2 separate regions of the Mus musculus genome follow, and region 1 is linked to region 2. Evidence: chromatin loops called from intact Hi-C (ENCODE). Cell type or tissue: left cerebral cortex. All regions are shown on one strand. Each heading gives the region's core, and the rest is flanking DNA. Links, peaks and the distances in the headings are about the cores only.

Region 1 (8,705 bases), core at 132-8,131, 56 kb after region 2:
AGTAGGTGGGACACTGAGGCAGACAGAATAGGAGTCAAATGCCCTGAGTCAGAGAAATGTGGATGATTTTCAAAGATAAAAAGTACACCAAGACTATTGCAAGATACAGAAAAAAAAAAAACAAACAAACAAAAAAAAAAAAAAAACAAGGCTGAGGTTAGAGGCAGGAGAGCCTACAAAATGTTCCAGAAATATAGAACAGTCAAATGTCACTTGGCAACATCACAATGATTCGTTTTCCTCCTAATCATAGCCCAGATTTTATATCCTTAGTGTTTAGAAAAATTGAGCTAACCATAACACCAAAGGAGGGTATTACTGAACTAAGGAGACCACATTATGGTATTCCCTGCCTCACATGACTCAGAATCGCAGAGCCCAGGTCAGGTCTGCCCAAGCCAACAACATAATCCCAACACATTTGTTTGGCTTGTTCTTAGAGAGGAACCCTTTTCCTCCTAAGACTGAAAGAATGCTCTCTGGTGCATTGTTAGACCAAAAAGGGATATGGCACCACATATATTGACAAAACTGCATGTAATTAAATCCACAAAATGAAAAAGAAAAAGAAAAACTAATCACAAGAATGACATGGGTCAACCCATTTGTTTCTGCTCTCCCCTAAATCAGCTTTATGAAAGGACTTTCAAGTTTCAGGCATCATTCTGTCATCTTTATTGCTAAAACTTCTTGTAGTGGCTTCCTGGTCTTTGGTATACAAAAGACCAGGAAGCCACTCCAAGTATATGAGGATTCAAGTTTATCATGAGAGAAAGGAAACCCACTACAGACATTCTGAACAGGAATTATCTTATTGATATTTTAATACTCTAAATAGCCTTGCCTTGTAATGATCTACCTTTTTATAGTAAGTATTCCACTTGACATTTTGTTCCTTTGTGTGTTTATGGTTCTGTTTTATTCAGGCACATCTTTACATTAATTAAAAATATAGGATATTCATATATAGAAGAATGGAGACAATACCAACCTCTACCCATACCCAACAATCAATTCCAAATAGTGTAGAGATCTTATTCTGAAGCTATTAGAGATCAATGTGATAGACTCAAGTACAAATTCCATATGGGTGACACTAATAGAAGTGGTCCCATAAAGAAAATAGTCAAATCCTACCAGGAGATAATATGCAGAGATATTTGCATTATTTCCATTTTCTTGATGGGAATATATCATAATAGAAGATTCTCATTCTCTGAGGACTGCTCTTTCTTCAACCCTTTTCTTCTTTTAAATAAATGCAGATCTATATTACTATAGTTTTTTTCAGGTGTAGAAATACCAATGACCCCACCCCCCCCAAGAAGAAGTATTATTATCTAGTAATAGCTAAAGGGAAGGAGACAGAGATTTGATCACATAAGCCATTCTGAATAGTTAGATGGATAAGGGGACAAACAGCTCCATCTTTATGCACATGCATGAAATGACCATTCAAAGTATGGTATCACCTTAATAAACAGAAATGCTATTCCTACAGAATTCTGATACTCATTCATCTATCCTGGCATTCAGCTAACTCTTCATTTGAGCCACAAATGCCTCTTGTTCTTCACAAAGTAACAACTTTTTTTCTCATGCTTGTGACAAAATACAGAGAGTAAAGCATAAGCAATGAACCTAACCATAGGTGAAAGAGATTTATGATTCATGTCTATCAGAGATCATCTGCTCTATCAGAAAAAAAAAGGAAATTATTTCACAGTCCTGTAGGACAAACCTACAAGATCAAGGTAGTGCTCACTTGCTTTCTGACTTATGGCTGCCTTTCCTACATGTCCTCATGTGAACTTTTTTCTATGCATACGTGATCATGGCATCTGTTCATTTGTCTGGGAGTACACCAATCAGTCCTGTTGAATGAGAGTCCCTTCCTGATGACCTCTAGTGTACACTCATATTCTTCAGTACATGTGTGGAATCCCTAACTTCCACTGTGATGATTTTTAGAAGGAGAGATTTTGGGAGATGGCTCACTCTAGACTAAACCCCAAAGGCAGAACCTGTGTGATGGAATTCACATCATTAGGAAAGCATTAAGAGAGAATGGTGCTTCTTCTCCACTCTATAACAAGCAAGCAAGGCCACAGCAAGAAGGCTGCCGTGTACAGGCTAAGAATTAAGATCTTCAGATGATGTGCATCTGCAGTTACCAGAGCCTCCAGTACAATTAGAAATAAATGCCTATAATAAAATGCTCTGTAGACCAACATGATGAATAAAACCTCATTTTATCTGGTCTCCTTAAAAGCCTGGTAGGGCTTCAACCCTTGACTTTTAGTGAAACATATTGGCAAAACAAAACAGCCACCAAATCCTAAATGTCTAATCTTCTAAATAGTAGACACCAAACCCATGTTCTCTGCTGCTGAGTTATTACTAGGAATCTTCATTCTTTATGTAGACTATCCCCAAGGCTTCTATAACAATCCATCTTTAGATAACATTAAATCATGTTCCAGATACCCTCAACAACACTGTGCAAGCATTATCTTTGTACTATACTCTCTAAGATGATGTTCAAGAGCTTCACATGGCCCATAGGTGCTATGATCTGGGTCTACCTGGCTTCCCATCTTCATTTCCTGACACTTCTGACAACAAACACATTATTGTTCTTGAAAGCCATTCCTGAGAAGCTATACAGAGTTCCCTCTTGATTTCTCTGTTTGGATGTCCAGCCATTCTTATCTCTCAGGTACACTAGATTTCTCAAAATACTGAACCCGAGCCATTAACTTAGAAAATACTTTCTGTCCCATAAGTAGGTGAAAACCCTTCTTTCTCAGTGAATTCCTTTAGCCCATTTCCATTATTATACTCTTACAGTATTCCACACTTCCCTTCCTACACTATAAACATGTTGGGCATAAAAATTCAGAAATCATCTTTTTGCATATATATCTCAAATATATTGTCAAATTAAACTGCTAAAACATAAAATTATATAAAGACCACACATTGCCAAAATTACTAATCAAGTGTTGTCCACAACAGTGAAAGAAAGCAGATATATAATGGTCTGACTATCTGCAGCCACTATATGACACTGTTTGCACGCACGCGCACACATACACACACACACACACACACACACACACACACACACACACACACACAACCCTAGCAGTGATTCTATAACATCAAAAAGTTGAATATCTTCAATAGAAAACTTTACCAATTTCATTTAGAAAGTACTCTTTTCCCTCTGACATAGAGAGCAGGGACTGTAAGCCTAGCCATTCTGGAGAGGAGAAACTTACAAATACATTACAGAACCCTAAGACAAAACAAGCTGCAATAAAGCCACCAGGCAAGGCTCGGCCTTTAGGCACATTAACCTAGTTATTTCTAATAGCTTCCTTGATCCTTAGCCCTCACTTCAACTGAAGCCCATCTTACTCCCAGTCCTAGTATCCCCTCTCTCAGAGCACTAGGCTCAGAACAACAAAGCAAACAAGGCTAGAAAGCTAACAGAATGCAGATTCCTGCATCAGCAGGAAGTAGGTCATGTGACATATGCCTAGTCCAAATAAAGATGCCCTAAAAGTGTAAAATGAATTCTGACTTTCAAAGGCTGTTTTTTATAAAAGAATGTACAGGGTTGATGTATAGTTCAGATATCAGAGTGGTTGCCTAGTGAAGGAAGCCCTGGGTTAGACCCCTAAAGCTATATAGACATGGTATGGTAGTGCATGCCAATCGGCAGAGACAAGAGGATCAGAAGTTCAACATCAGCTCATGCAACTTCGTCCCAAACAAGCAAATAATATAAAATACCTCACTGGTGATATACTAACTACTTGTTAAATAGGATTTTGTCATGGGGATTAAATAAGATATCTTATTTAAAAAAATTGAAATATTTTCCTTTTAAACTTGGACTCATTAAAATTGAAATCAATGGCTCTAATTTTATGTTTACAATGTTGTCCTATATGGAAGGAGAGAAGTAGGGGAGTGTGGAGAGGGCAGCAATCCAAGTAAGAAGGGATGGGGTGACAGAGAAGATTGCCAGTGGGAAAGAAGAGGGGCTGCGGGCAGAAAAGGTTCCCTGAGACCAGCTGTTCAAGCTGGCACCCTCTGTGGTTTTTGGCTTATATAAAATATTTCTAAATAAAATTCAAACTGAAAATGCTAGTGTGTGTATAAATGTAGGCTAAGAAATAAGTTTTTAAAAACAACACAATTAAAATGCTAAGTCCATGACAGTGTACATGTTTAAATTAAATAAGTTATTTAAAATCAGAATGTTCGGTCTAAAATGATTTATTTCCAAAAGAGATTACCATAATGCATCCACGGCGAAAAAGAAGATGACCTTTTCATGTGTTGCAGAACTAAAGCAAAACATATCTGAGGCAACACCACAGAAATAGCAATGTGTAAGTTCCCTTTGTTCTATGAAAACGCACTATTAGTCTAGTTTCTTTTTGCCTCGCTATAAAATTTCCATTGCTAAAAGCTTGTAAAATATTCATAAATAAATTCCATTTCCTGAAAGCTCCATTTGTTTCCCTTAAACAAAAGAATGGGATATTCCAAATGTAGTGATTACACATACAGAGAGATGAATACCAGTCATGGAATATCAGAAAAATACAAATTGCTAAACAGAGCCTAGTGCATCTGGGGAAACTCTGTTCCCCTTTAACTGTAACACCAGAACAAAAAGATACACATAACGGAATTGAAGTACCCTGCACAGTGAAGAGTGGCTTAAGATGAAAACGCCTTTCCATTCTGAATGATTAACCCAGCAAACATCTTGTCAGAGGAAGTCTCAGAGCGGGCCTTTATGACAGTGTCTGATGAAATATTAGCTGAGAAAAAGTCTTCAAGCAATGCCTAGAAACTGCATGGCTGTGGATACCCCAGTGGTTCCCATGCAGCCGAATTCTACAGGCTGCTTTCTTTTGTTTATAGTTTAAGTTATTTCTGGGGTTTTCACCTGTCCTTATTTTAAAAAGGGGATGGGAGGAGATGTAGCTAGGCTTCCTTTGTACTCTGTAATAGAGTGTGTTTTTCCTTAATGATATCTTAATGGAGAAAAAAGATGGAGAGCTGTAATTGCTTGGTGATGCTGGATTACTTAATGGGACATGATGTGCCTTGAGAGACTCCTAAAGCCATTAGGAATCACTACCATTATGCTTTCCAGGTAGTTTAAGGAAGCTTGCTGGTAGAAACTTAAGTATGCTTCTTAGGAGAAAGCATCTGGTGCTAAGTGTGAGTCCCCACCAAACAGGTGAAAAATGTCTGAATCATTCACCTGAGTGCAACAGAGAGCTACGATGGTCTGGGAAAGAAAACCCTTACCATCTCTAGGAGAGTGGATAATTGGCGTACTTTACCTTTGAGTTCTAACCAACAAGTAAAAACCCACCAGGGCTTATATGTTTTTTTATTCATATGAAAACTCATACTGTGTTCTGTCCTGTGCATTGGGTGTTAAGTCCAACTAGAAAACAGTTGGTTGCCCTCATAATATTCATGCCTCTACTGCACCAATGGACAGATCTTGCCAGGTTGGTAATTATTGTAGCTCACAGTGTTCACAGCTACATACGAGTTTACTTTAGATACTCCCTGTTAGGTTGTCCATGCTCTAGTGGACAGTGTTTGGCCTTATATTGATGCACATACATGCAGGACTAACTACAATCCATTAAAAAATAAGCATGAGGGCTGGAGAGATGGCTTAGTGGTTCAGAACACTGACTGCTCTTCCAGAGGTTCTGAGTTCAATTCCCAGCAATCACATGGTGGCTCACAGCCATCTGTAATGGGACCCTCTTCTAGTGTTTCTGAAGGCAACTGCAGTGTACTCATACACGTAAAAAAATAAATAAATCTTTAAAAGAAAGAAATAAACATGACATGAAGTTGGGAGTGACACCTGGAGAAAGTCTGAGAGAAACTAGTGAAAAGAGAGAATTGATATGATCAAAATACATTTATACCTGTTTGAAATTCTTAAAGAATAAAATCTCATATTGAGGCTGACTTCTCCAAGGTAGTAGTGTTGACATCGTGTGCTCTCTGCCCTTGAGAGGGATTAATGCCTTTATCTCAGAAGTGAATTATATCTCTCAGGTAAGACTAGTAACTAAGGTAATGGGTTATCATAAAACGAGGCCTCTGCATATGCCACTTCTGTATACACTCACTTCTTTTGCTGTGTTTCAATTGTGTTGTTAAATAGCCCAAAAGCTCACACTCAATACCAGAATCATGCTGTTTAGACTTTCAAGCCACTATAATTAGGCCGTATGGACATTTCTTTCCTTTGCAAGGCTCTTGGTCTCAGATACTTCATAGCAGCATAGAATGAGATAAGAAGTAACTTTTATTTTCATTTTTTAAGAATTCATACATGAGTATTATATTTACATCATTTTAACCCTACCCTCTTTTCCCTCATAACACCATTCATCTCTCCCCATTCCTTCAAATATCCATCTCTCTCTCTCTCTCTCTCTCTCTCTCTCTCTCTCTCTCTCTCTCTCTCTCTCCCTCTCTCTCTGCATGTGTGTGTGTGTGTGTGTGTGTAGCCTACTGAGCCCAATTAATGACATTTTTATATCCACATATTTAGGGCTGAGCATTTAGTATTGGATAATGTGGCAGGGAGCTCATTTCCATAGAAAACTAATTCTCCTTCTCTCAGAAGCCATTGATAACCTATAGCTCTTTATCACTGTATTCGAAATAATTACCCTCATACCCACAGATAAATGTAGGTCTCAAGAGTCATCAAAGAACTTTCTTTTTTGCAACATCAGTTGGAGACTCTTTCAGAGATCAACTGGTCAAACTGCAGAGAATAAGTAAATGTGGTTTGCCCAGCCCCAAATGATACATTCACAATGCAACTCTTACACCTAAGATGCATGGGAAAATTGTGGATGGAGGTAGAATCATTTTAAATGTCAGGGATGACCAGATTGACTCCTGTTATGATAGTGCCTTCTAGGCATGACACAGAGACTGCACCCATTGAGATCTGAAGAGTGTGCCTTCCAAGACCTGCATGGTGACAACACCAATTGACATTCCAATGTGAATGAAGGAAATTTATAGATGTCATTAATACTATTTAATAGTTATTTCATGATTCCTTCGTAGAATTATGCCCAACATTTTAAATGATAAAGGTAACAACTCATCCCTATAACCAAATTGCTAGAGTAAAGTTATGTGACTTTGACTCAAAAACTCAGATGCTTCCTCTCAAGCCTTCAAGCTCCTTGGAATTCGCATATAAAACGCATTAGAGTATCCCTTGCAAAGGAAACAGATTTGGACCTCAAGGGACATGTGCTGCTGAGAGTCTGGGTTGTCAAAAATCAGACGTAGTGGGACAGGCTTTGGTTAGAACAGAGGCTTGAGATACAAGTATCATTCGTGAAACTGTATTTGATTTCTATCATTATAAACTCCTAAGGCAATTAACTTACAAAAATAAACACACACATTTTGGCTTACAGTTTTAGTGTGTTTAGTTTAGCCACATTGTTTCAGTTCTCTTATTGAATATCCCAAGAAAGGGAGTATATGTAAAAGGATAAACCCTATAATGCAAGAAGCCAAAGAAATGACAAAAAGAAGCCAAGATACTACCGTGACCTCTGAAAGCTCACTTATAATGACTTAAGAATATAATTCTTATTCCCATATCTTAAAAAGACCCATCATCTCCCAAATGTTTGTGGACATTCAACATCCAAACTACAGCGGAATCCCATCTGACCATTCCTAAATCAAGATCTTGAAGGTGGTACATCCACATTTTTGGTTCATACTCAATAACATCAACTCAGAGTCCTCCTAATATGCTTATGTTCTGCTTAGTTACAATCAGGCATGTTATGTTTTCCCACTAGAAAACCTAAGACATGTGGCTTAGAGATGCAAAGGAAGGTGGTTCAGAAACATTTGTGGAGTAGCCAATCTCAGTGATCAGTTTAATGAGATCTAGAATCAACTGGGAGCCAGACATCTTGACATACCTGTGAAATTTTATATTGATTAGGTAACTGAAAAGATACATTGACTGTGGATTGAAACATTCCTTAGGAGAAAGTGAACTGAATACACACATTCATTACTCTTTGCTTCTTGAATGTAGTCACTAGGGCTGCCTAAAATTCCTGCAGCTGTGGATTCCCCACCATGATGTATGGATGCCCATGAACTGTGAGCCAAAAGTTGATTTTTTCATAGAGTGATCATAGATAATCACGGAGATCCAAATCTTGGGCCTAAGTTTAAGGACATAGATCATAGGGGTGACTAGCTAGCAGAATGAGGTAAGATATCAGTTATAGAGAATGCAGAATACTTGATAAGTTGTTTCTAACAGAAAAAAAAAGGAGCCTAGCACCATTACTTCTAGTTAGAGCTAGGCTCTTCATCAGAACTGAGTCATGAAATTAAAGACAGAGCCGGAGGCCTAAGCAGGGCATGAGAACACACCAAAAACGCAGTTGATACTTAGGTGACCTAGGGTAGTCGAGCAAGTTCTCAATTCCTCCATTCATTACTTATTACAGTATAAAAAATATTACTAACCATTGCCACAAGCTGGAAAACAAGGGTCATGCACATGATTCCCTTCTTAAAATAGAAAAGAAAGCCGGAGAAAAGTCATCTTTTGCAAATAATGCAAATAAAAATACATT
Region 2 (8,705 bases), core at 322-8,321:
AAAACTTTAGTTCAAATGCAGTCCCTCCAGATGTCTCTCTGCCTTTTCATCATACCAAAATAGCTTAAAGACTTTTACCAGCAGACACTGAAAGGGTTGGGACTGAGCACATATGTTTCGCTATTTCCAGAAAAAGAATGATGGCACCCTCCTGGGTGCTGGATGTCAAGGACCTGGTGGTGCACGATACAAATATGCAGAGAACTGCTGCAGAGATCATCACATCACTGAGTGCCATGTCTGCTGTGGATTTAGGATATGAAATCGTAGAAAGGGAGGATGCTTGATTCAAGTTCTCTGCTCAAACAAGGTCAGGTTGTGGAGTGTGGAGTCATACCCATATGAGGATTCCATTCTGCAGGAAAGACCTATTGCTATCCTATGGGTCAGCCGTCACACAGAGACTGTCCTCCATACCCAACGAAGCAACATTGAACAGTCAATTTCAAGCACAAAGGAGAATAAATACTTGGGTACCTTTAAGAAGCAAGCTTTGCCTGCTTTTGTAAAGGAAGCCTAAACTTACATTTGTCTCTTCGCGCTCCAAATCACAAGTCTTCATTTTTGGTTCCTGTTGCTTGTAACGAAAGGAATCCTAAAGTGTACACCGCATCACACAAGGCTCAATGTTTTCAGAGTTCTCAGGAACCTTTTTTGTATGAGCCAATGTTGCTTTGTACATTTTACCACTTGGGTTGGAAGCATTTGTTCAAATTGTTTTCCATTTTTAAATGATGAATCCTCTAAGGCCCTGTCTTACCTCTGGTTTTTTTTTTGGGGGGGGGGGGAGATTGTGTGTGGGGGGGGTCTGAACATAAAATTCACACTCACTGTGTGTTTACAAAATAAATGCCAATATTATCAGCCACTGAGACAAGAATGCTTTCCAGGATCACCAGATTTTATCCAGCTAATGACAGATAAGAAAGGGGGCTTAGTCTATCAGCTACATATTGACAACTGCTTAGTTAAAGCCCGATTTCCATTCCAGCACTAATGCCAGGCTGGCCAGGCAGATAAACACTCTCCTATTCAGAACCTTAACCCTCAGGTCAGGTTATGCTAATCTCATTTAGAGCTGTCTGCAAGCATGCTGTCCATTTAACCCTAAATGCCAAGATAGTTAGCAATATGTATTGCTTGGCTTAAAGTGCTTCCGTCTGTTTATCAAATATGTGAGCACATTTTTTTTCTAAAGGTTACACAATGTAATTATAATTATCTTTCCTTTCAGCTTTTGTTTTAGTTTCTAGTTTCTAGGGGAGAAGGAGATGTAAGAAGGGAAGGAAGAGAAGGATGGAAGTTGTGTCTCTCTATGTTGACTGATTAGGCTGGTTATCACATAGGTAATGAATTGCTATAGTATGCCAGGCACATTCTTTTCTAAGCATTAAGCTGTGAGGATATGACCATGTATTTGCTACCCAGGACTTCCACCCTCACTGCAAGGCAAATAACATGGAGACAAACACAAATATGTAATACAGAGTGTCCAGTCAGGCTGCTTTCGAAAAGCAGTTGAGCAAGGTTTGGTCTTGGGAGCACTAAGAGTGATTCTGTGATCAGAGCAGAGACATAAAGAAAGTGATCACCCATGAAGGCAGAGAGGATGGCCATATCCAAGGACTGGCAGTAGCCAATGGGTTTCTATAGAAAAAGAGTATGTGGATAGTGGATGGCCAGCTGGGAGGATGGCTGAAGGAAGGATATGAAGATGACCATAAAATAGAAGATGACCATAAAATAGAAGATGACCATAAAATATATACAAAGCCAGACCACTAGCTGAACTCTAATCAGCATTTCTAAGGGTAAAGTTTCTCAGTCAAGCAGACGCCCTGAATGAGAGTGCAACTGGTACCCACTTACCCTCTGGCCACAGCTCACATGGACCCAAATTCACACCAGAATTGTATCTTCCATCACTAGGTCCAATTTTATTTAAGAGGCAAAACTGGAGAACCCCATTCAGGTGTGGAACTGTACCAGGACCCACACCCACAGCCTCCAAACTGCTAAGGTTCTTTCTTCCATGCACAGTACCTCAGCCAACAGATAGACCAGGGGCAGAAACCAGCTATGTTCAGCTCCCATAGTGACAACAGGAATCCTGCTCATGAACATCACAGGCTCAGGCAGGGTATCAGGTGGAGGTGCCCCTCAAGGCAGCAAGCCTACCTTTGCAGACAGTACCATTTCCCACGTAGCCTGGCTGGCAGGTACAGCTGTGTCCCTGGACTGTGTTGGTACAGATGGCATTTTTGTCACAGTTGTGTTGTCCGCTGCCACAATCATCATGCTCTGCAGGGTGGGGAAGGAGGAGAAAGATGCCATTACAAAAGTAGGAATAGCTGGACTGGAGAAGTGTGCTGGACCTCACCAAGCATGGTACTGATTAGGCAGGCATGGTGAATGATGCCTTTGATTCTAGCATTTGGGATGGGTCTGAGGCAAGAGGATATGGAGGTTGAGGCAAACCTGGAATACATAAGAACTTCCTGTTTATAGCCACTGTATTTGTCATAAAGAAAGCATGGAACATATACTATGTTAATATTTGAGTCTTAGAGGATGATTCTCAATCACGGTGTTGGTGAATTTCCCTGTGACCAACTCTCATGATTCTAAACATCCTGTACACACAATAGCAAGCTCCAATGGCACTCCTTGACCCAGATCATGGCAACCAAAGTTCTCTTCAAAGACTCCTAAGTGCATCCAGGAGTGTAGTACAGCACAGCCACTCCTGGAAAAACAGTGCCTTGGTGCAGCATGTGGCAACTGTATATCAATGTAAATTGATTGAAAACTCTGAGTGTTTTATGCTGAGCAAACACCAATATGTAGCTAACAGGAACATAGGAGAGAAGTGATACTGTTTTAAGTATGTGACTATATTTCATCTAACCATCCAGATACTCTGTTAATAACAGTGCCATGATAACAGGCATAATTCTGAATGATTTGGACAAACCAGTATGTGTTGTCATGCTAATAGGTATACATACAACAAGGATGAGAATTCATGACAGAGAAGTCATTGCATCTACAGGAGAGAAGATACTTTAGACAAGAATATATAACCTTTTCTTTCAAGAGCAGGATGGTTTTCTTAGCCAGAGTTGCCTACAAAGAATACTCAAAACAAAAGAATAGTGTGTCGGTGGGGGTGGTGGTTATGAAACATTCCCAAGTCAGGTCCATCTTTGACTATCTGCTCATGTCACTTAATACCCCAGAGGACAATTCCCTTACGCAATGACCTGGTGCCATTGCTGTCTTGGCAATACAACTTCATTCTTGTAGTTCAGTATTTATTTAGCATTCTCTTGGCTTTTCATGTTGTTTTCCTGATTCAAAATACTCCCTACTCCATATGGTTAGAATAAATATAGCCCTGCCTAGCTTTAAATGCCAGTTCAAAGCCAAACTAAAACAACCTTTCCAAATCTGTTCTCTTAGGCCACATGAATTTTATCCATCTTAGTGTGTAGTTTATTGTTTTAGCCCACTGTGTAAACAACCCTGCAATACTGCATTGTGATATTTTCACATTTTGTCATCAATGCCAATTAACTTTGAAGAAACTCATATCATATTTGAGGAACATTTTGAAGTCTGCACTTTAGCAACATTTTAGATAATAGTATTGAACCAAGAGAATGCTACACACTAAAATACATTTTACAGGTGTTCAACTATTTAACTCACCCAACAACATGAGTTTTCTCATTTTATAATGAAGGCAGTAGGAAAAAAAGACACATTAAACAACTTGCCCAGCATCAAAATATGGCTGAGTAGGTGTCTCAGATTTGAGAACATTCATGCCAGAAGAACCATTGCAGCAATGAGCAGTGGTTGGAAGCTACCTGGTTGCATTCAGAGCAAATCCATGACAAATAGAAGTGTTCTCATCATGCCAGTGATGAAATAAGTGTCTTCTAAATGGATCCTGGATTCACATGGATCTCCTAATACTTCCTGAATGTCTGGTCCTAACCCAGAGGATAAAGCTTATGAAGCTCCCATATCTCATAATCTGTAGCCTTGCCCAAGTCTACAAAGTAACTGGATCTTTAAACATGTATCTGTCAGAGAGGAACAAGCAGTACCCCATTTCCTTCTAAAAATATCAAATTGCTTTTCCAGATGCTGCAAACAATGCCAAAAGTACAAGATATGTAAGGACTCATGAAAGATAGCAAGATATGAGGGTAAAGAAAATAGAATCCAGAGCCAGACACCCCAAGACTGAAGAACCTGGGTTTGACAGTTTCTAGCTATGTGCACTATCATAAATTGTTTAGTCTCTTTGTAGTTACTAATAGTAAAATGTGAGTCAGCAGGACCTATGTCCTGGGATCATGGTGAAAGTCAGTTAATGAAGATGGAAGACAGCATATTGCTGCCAGTAAATGCTCTAAGGATAAGTTACTTTACCTCACGGTCACCATATCACCATATCTACTATTTCTACTACCACTCATAGTACCTCAACTACTTTTGGACTTACATATTAGATGGCCATTAAAATTAATAAAATGTTTTCTTTTCCTTAGCAATCATAGGCTGGAAGACTCAAGCAAAGTTCCCACTGTCAAAGGTTAGCAGAAAAAAATAGGCAGGGAGTCATTATTGGCCTTTTGGTAGTGTCTTTTATCATAATGCTCTATAATTCATCCTTGAGTCATGTAGATTTCTCTTTTGCAGAACTCCCAAGATAACCCCACTGTCTCATTCCTACCACTGCAGGGTACCCATACCACTGACCCTCTCAAATAAGCCTGAACCACACCTTCCCAATTGCTCTGCTCTCTCACTACCTCTGCTTTACCTCTGCCAATTTATTCTTCACGTGACAAGTATGAAAATCTTTTGGGAAATAAAATCTGATTCTCCTGCCATTCCTAGTTAAAGACAAACAAAAGCCAACCACCTCCTCACTGTTATTAAGTAAACATTTTATTTTAAACCATCAGACACAGCATGAAGTTGGTTCTGTCCCTTTCCAACCAAAACTGCTTTGTCTCCTCTTTCAAAAGGTCCTCATTTCTTCTTGTCTATAGGCACTTTCCTCTTCCACCTACATCATAGTATTTTCTTGTCCTTGAGATCTCAATTAAACCTTCACCTTATTTCGAGAAGAAAACCAGATTCCCTGGTCTGGAGCCATTTGCCCTGGAACATTTGCCCATCATAGCCAGAACTTCTCGAACTGCATGGGTTAATCACACTACTATTTCTACATTCATTAATGTATGATGAATGTCTTCCTTCTCTACTGGAGCACAAATCTCTTGAGGATAGGAATTATATCTTTCTGTTTTGCATTCTCCCCAGCCTCTGGCAGAGCTTCTGAAATTTAAGTGCTAATACAAATATGAGGATAGGGGCAAGGGAGGGAGGGAAGGAGTATAAAAGGAGGGAAGATAAAAGCTGCAGAGAAGTCAAGGAGGATTAAGACAAGAAAGTGTTATTGACCTGGTTGAGGACATTTGAGAGGAGCAAAGCTAAGCAAGGAAGCAAGCTGATAGTAGCATGGCCTTGTGTTTGCTTCTCACAGTGACTGTGAAGACGGGCCAAGAAGAAATAGAGTACAAATGCTGTTGAAGACATAATCCACAAATTGAAGGATTTTTCAGCCATGTATGTGTGAAAAGGTTTGAATCTAGATTATGTAAATAACTTCTTACCATGCAACACTAAAACATTAATCGCGTTGTAAAGAGGCACAAAATATTCAGTGGCAATTTCCTTGAAGAAGGTATACAGATAGCAAATAAATACAAGAAGAATTGTGTACATATTAGGAAATTTTAAGACGAAGCTGAAAAGTTATCTCAAACCCATTAGAATAACCTGGATTGCAAAGACTGAAAATAATAAACTGGCAAATTATGTAAGGAAATTGGATCACTTGTGCATTGCTAGTAGCTGTATATATATAATTAGGTCATGGAAATGATTGTGTGACTCTAGCAAGTGTGTCAGGTGGTACGAACATTTGTCACCATGCCTGATATTTTGATTTTGATCCCTGAGACACACATGGTGAAAGGAGAGAATGGATCCTGCTTGTGATCTGACCTGCACACATACTGTGCTACACATGCTCCTCCCACACACAAAAGAAATAAAATATGACGATTTTAAGGAGTGAATACCATACTCCATAAACCAAACATCATTAAATGCATTAAAAAGATCACATGAAATGTTTTGTCCATGCATTCACAGGAATATAAAATCCCACTGGTGTGTAGACCTAAATGAAATGGAGGATAGAAATTCTTTATGCTGATTATCTTGCTAATGACCCAGATATATCCTGCTCTTTTCTAGTTGAAAATCTTGTCTATTTCATCGTGGCATACGAAATGAGTTGTGCACAAAATAAACACTTCAATTAAAAGACATCCCCTAGTTTCTTAGATACAAATTCTGAAATTCTAAGACCTGGGCTTAAGGATGTAGGTTATTTATAACACAACACAATTCTCTTTTCTTCAAGTAGCATTTTTCTATGTCAAAGTAAAAGCAGCTCTAGGATCACTATGTGCCAGGATGGAAGACTAAATCATGTTCATTACTGTATGCCTTTTACCCATCAGGGTCCCAGCAGAGTTCCAGGAATCATAGACAAAGGCTCTTGGGACAGCTATCCATGCCTCACAGCAGGTATTGGCCTAGCCAGAAAAAGGTCTTAGAGGCTAAAACCCTACTGATTCCCTGCTGAAGTCAGGCGCTAAAATCTAAGCCAATTCTCCATGGGGCACAGGTCTCCCTGCTTGGGGCACATACCAGCATAAGAACTATAGGGCCTGTTTTTTTCCCTCCCCTGAGACAAACAGCATTAACTTAAACCACTTCCAAAGCTACAAACATCCATCCTGGCTCCCCTAGGAGAGGCTGTTCCATGGCGGTGGTATAACTGTACACTAGTAGAGCTGGCCTTGCAAACAAAGAGGTAGTCCTTAAAGCTCTGAGTAAGGCGACAACCAGGATGGCTATGCCATTAAGAGGCAATGGAGACAGTGGGAGAAATGGGCAAAGAGACTTGCTCTCTTCCTTCCTAATTCCTCGAAAACAGGAAGAAGAAAAATGGAAAGTAAAAGTGTTATCTTGTACTTTTGACTTGGATAGATGGTATTATGTAATAAACATGGCAAATTTTTATAAAACTATAAAACTATACTTACATGACACTATGGCATATGTAGAGAAAGTCTACCACACTCTGTTAAACCATTAACAGTGATGTAGGTTATTTAGCTGGGCAGAGGATAAATGGGAGGTACTTGTACTATTTCTTATTCACTTCAGGTTTTTGAAATTTTACAACTAGCATGTATATTTTATTGCTAAATAAAAGAGTTTGCGGTTTTTGAAGCTGGAAGTAAGAAGAGCCAAAATGAATTTCAGACACATCCAAAGATTCTCTGTGAAGAGGAAAAGCTTTGGAGACTGGCAAAGGTGGTTGAGAATGTCCAAGTAGTCACCTGCAGAATCTTTAACAAATGATATTCCCATTTGCATATAAAATGTAGCCAGTACCAAGAGAAAGAATCAGTCTTCATTTCCTCAGATTCAAACAGATTTTTCCACAAGACAGATATTTGAGAGACATTTAATGACTACTCATAAAGGCTACAATGTATACAGTATTGTTAATGGAATAAAGTAGGCACTTTTAAATGATAGAAGCCATCAACACTGACACCATCATTAGTGTCAGCATTGCCATCTTCCTCATCACTAATACCATCATGACCACTACAGTCACTCTGTCACCACAAGCATTCTTACTACACCAACACTACTACCATCACACTATCACCATCACCACAAAGCACTTCTGACCACTACTACCTTCACCACCACCATCACCACCACAGCCACCTCATTTTCACCACCATCATAACAACTTCACCACCTGTCATCACCATCATCATTATCATCACCATCACCATCATAATTACCAGTACCACCATTAGCAGCACCAGCAACATCAGCATCTAGGTCATTTCTCCACTCCCCAGGAATCCATGCCCAATAATTCCAGGAATGTTTTATTAATTATTTGTGTTTCCTCTATATTCCTGAGTTTCTAGATCTCCTGAAATTCTGGAAAGCCAAAAGGCCTTAATTCCAAATCAAATCTATCTTTCTATATAATTCACTCACTTCACAGTCTTAGAAAGCATGCATAATATATTTCAGTCCCTTTGTTGTTGCCCTGAAATGTGAGTAATACGATCAGTTCAAAGAGATGTTGGGAGAATTAGCAGAGAAGGTATGCAAAAAGGAAACATTTTCTGGACACAACAGGGCTGATGCACGTAGGAACTCATAAAGATTTTAATAGCGTGCACAAAACCTGCAGAAGCACAAGCCAGACAAGCCCCTAGCACAGGGAAGAAAGAGAAAGCAGACATGAAGACCCCATACCTAGCCAAGAAAATATTTGCAATTCATAGCTTCTGGGAGAGGAGAAATCAGGTTTCTTTAAAGGAGTGTCACATGGTCTATCCAAAGCAAACATCCTGTTCAGGAATATTTTGCCAACACAAAAGAGAATCTGTTTTTGTTTTATTTTAGGCTTAGATTTTGACTGAGAGAAAGAGAGAGAGAGAGAGAGAGAGAGAGAGAGAGAGAGAGAGAGAGAGAGAGAAAGAACAGGAAACTGGGTGGGTAGGGAGGAG

What was found. Peaks named below come from ENCODE experiments on the same cell type or tissue, not always from the same donor. Only the 100,000 strongest peaks of a DNase experiment are listed, where the experiment ranks them.
Region 1: a loop joins it to region 2, with 5 times the contacts of the local background. A loop is called at or near these places in 2 of 42 quality-filtered maps.

The regions. Positions count from the first base shown.
Region 1 is chr7:50,497,871-50,506,575 of GRCm38, reverse strand. All of the region lies in intron 13 of Nell1 (NEL-like 1), which reads right to left. Among named protein-coding and RNA genes, the nearest start is that of Nell1os, 74 kb to the left of the region's middle. In left cerebral cortex, for the core only: no CTCF peak of the experiment used is centred there; DNase peaks (open chromatin) are centred at 3,425 and 4,072; H3K27ac peaks cover 994 bases.
Region 2 is chr7:50,554,363-50,563,067 of GRCm38, reverse strand. It overlaps Nell1 (NEL-like 1), which reads right to left. Exons shown (of 20, transcript NM_001037906.2): 14 at 2,179-2,301. It overlaps Nell1os (NEL-like 1, opposite strand), which reads left to right. Exons shown (of 4, transcript NR_045928.1): 2 at 131-310; 3 at 5,567-5,649. Among named protein-coding and RNA genes, the nearest start is that of Nell1os, 17 kb to the left of the region's middle. In left cerebral cortex, for the core only: no CTCF peak of the experiment used is centred there; DNase peaks (open chromatin) are centred at 513, 3,212 and 3,368; H3K27ac peaks cover 903 bases.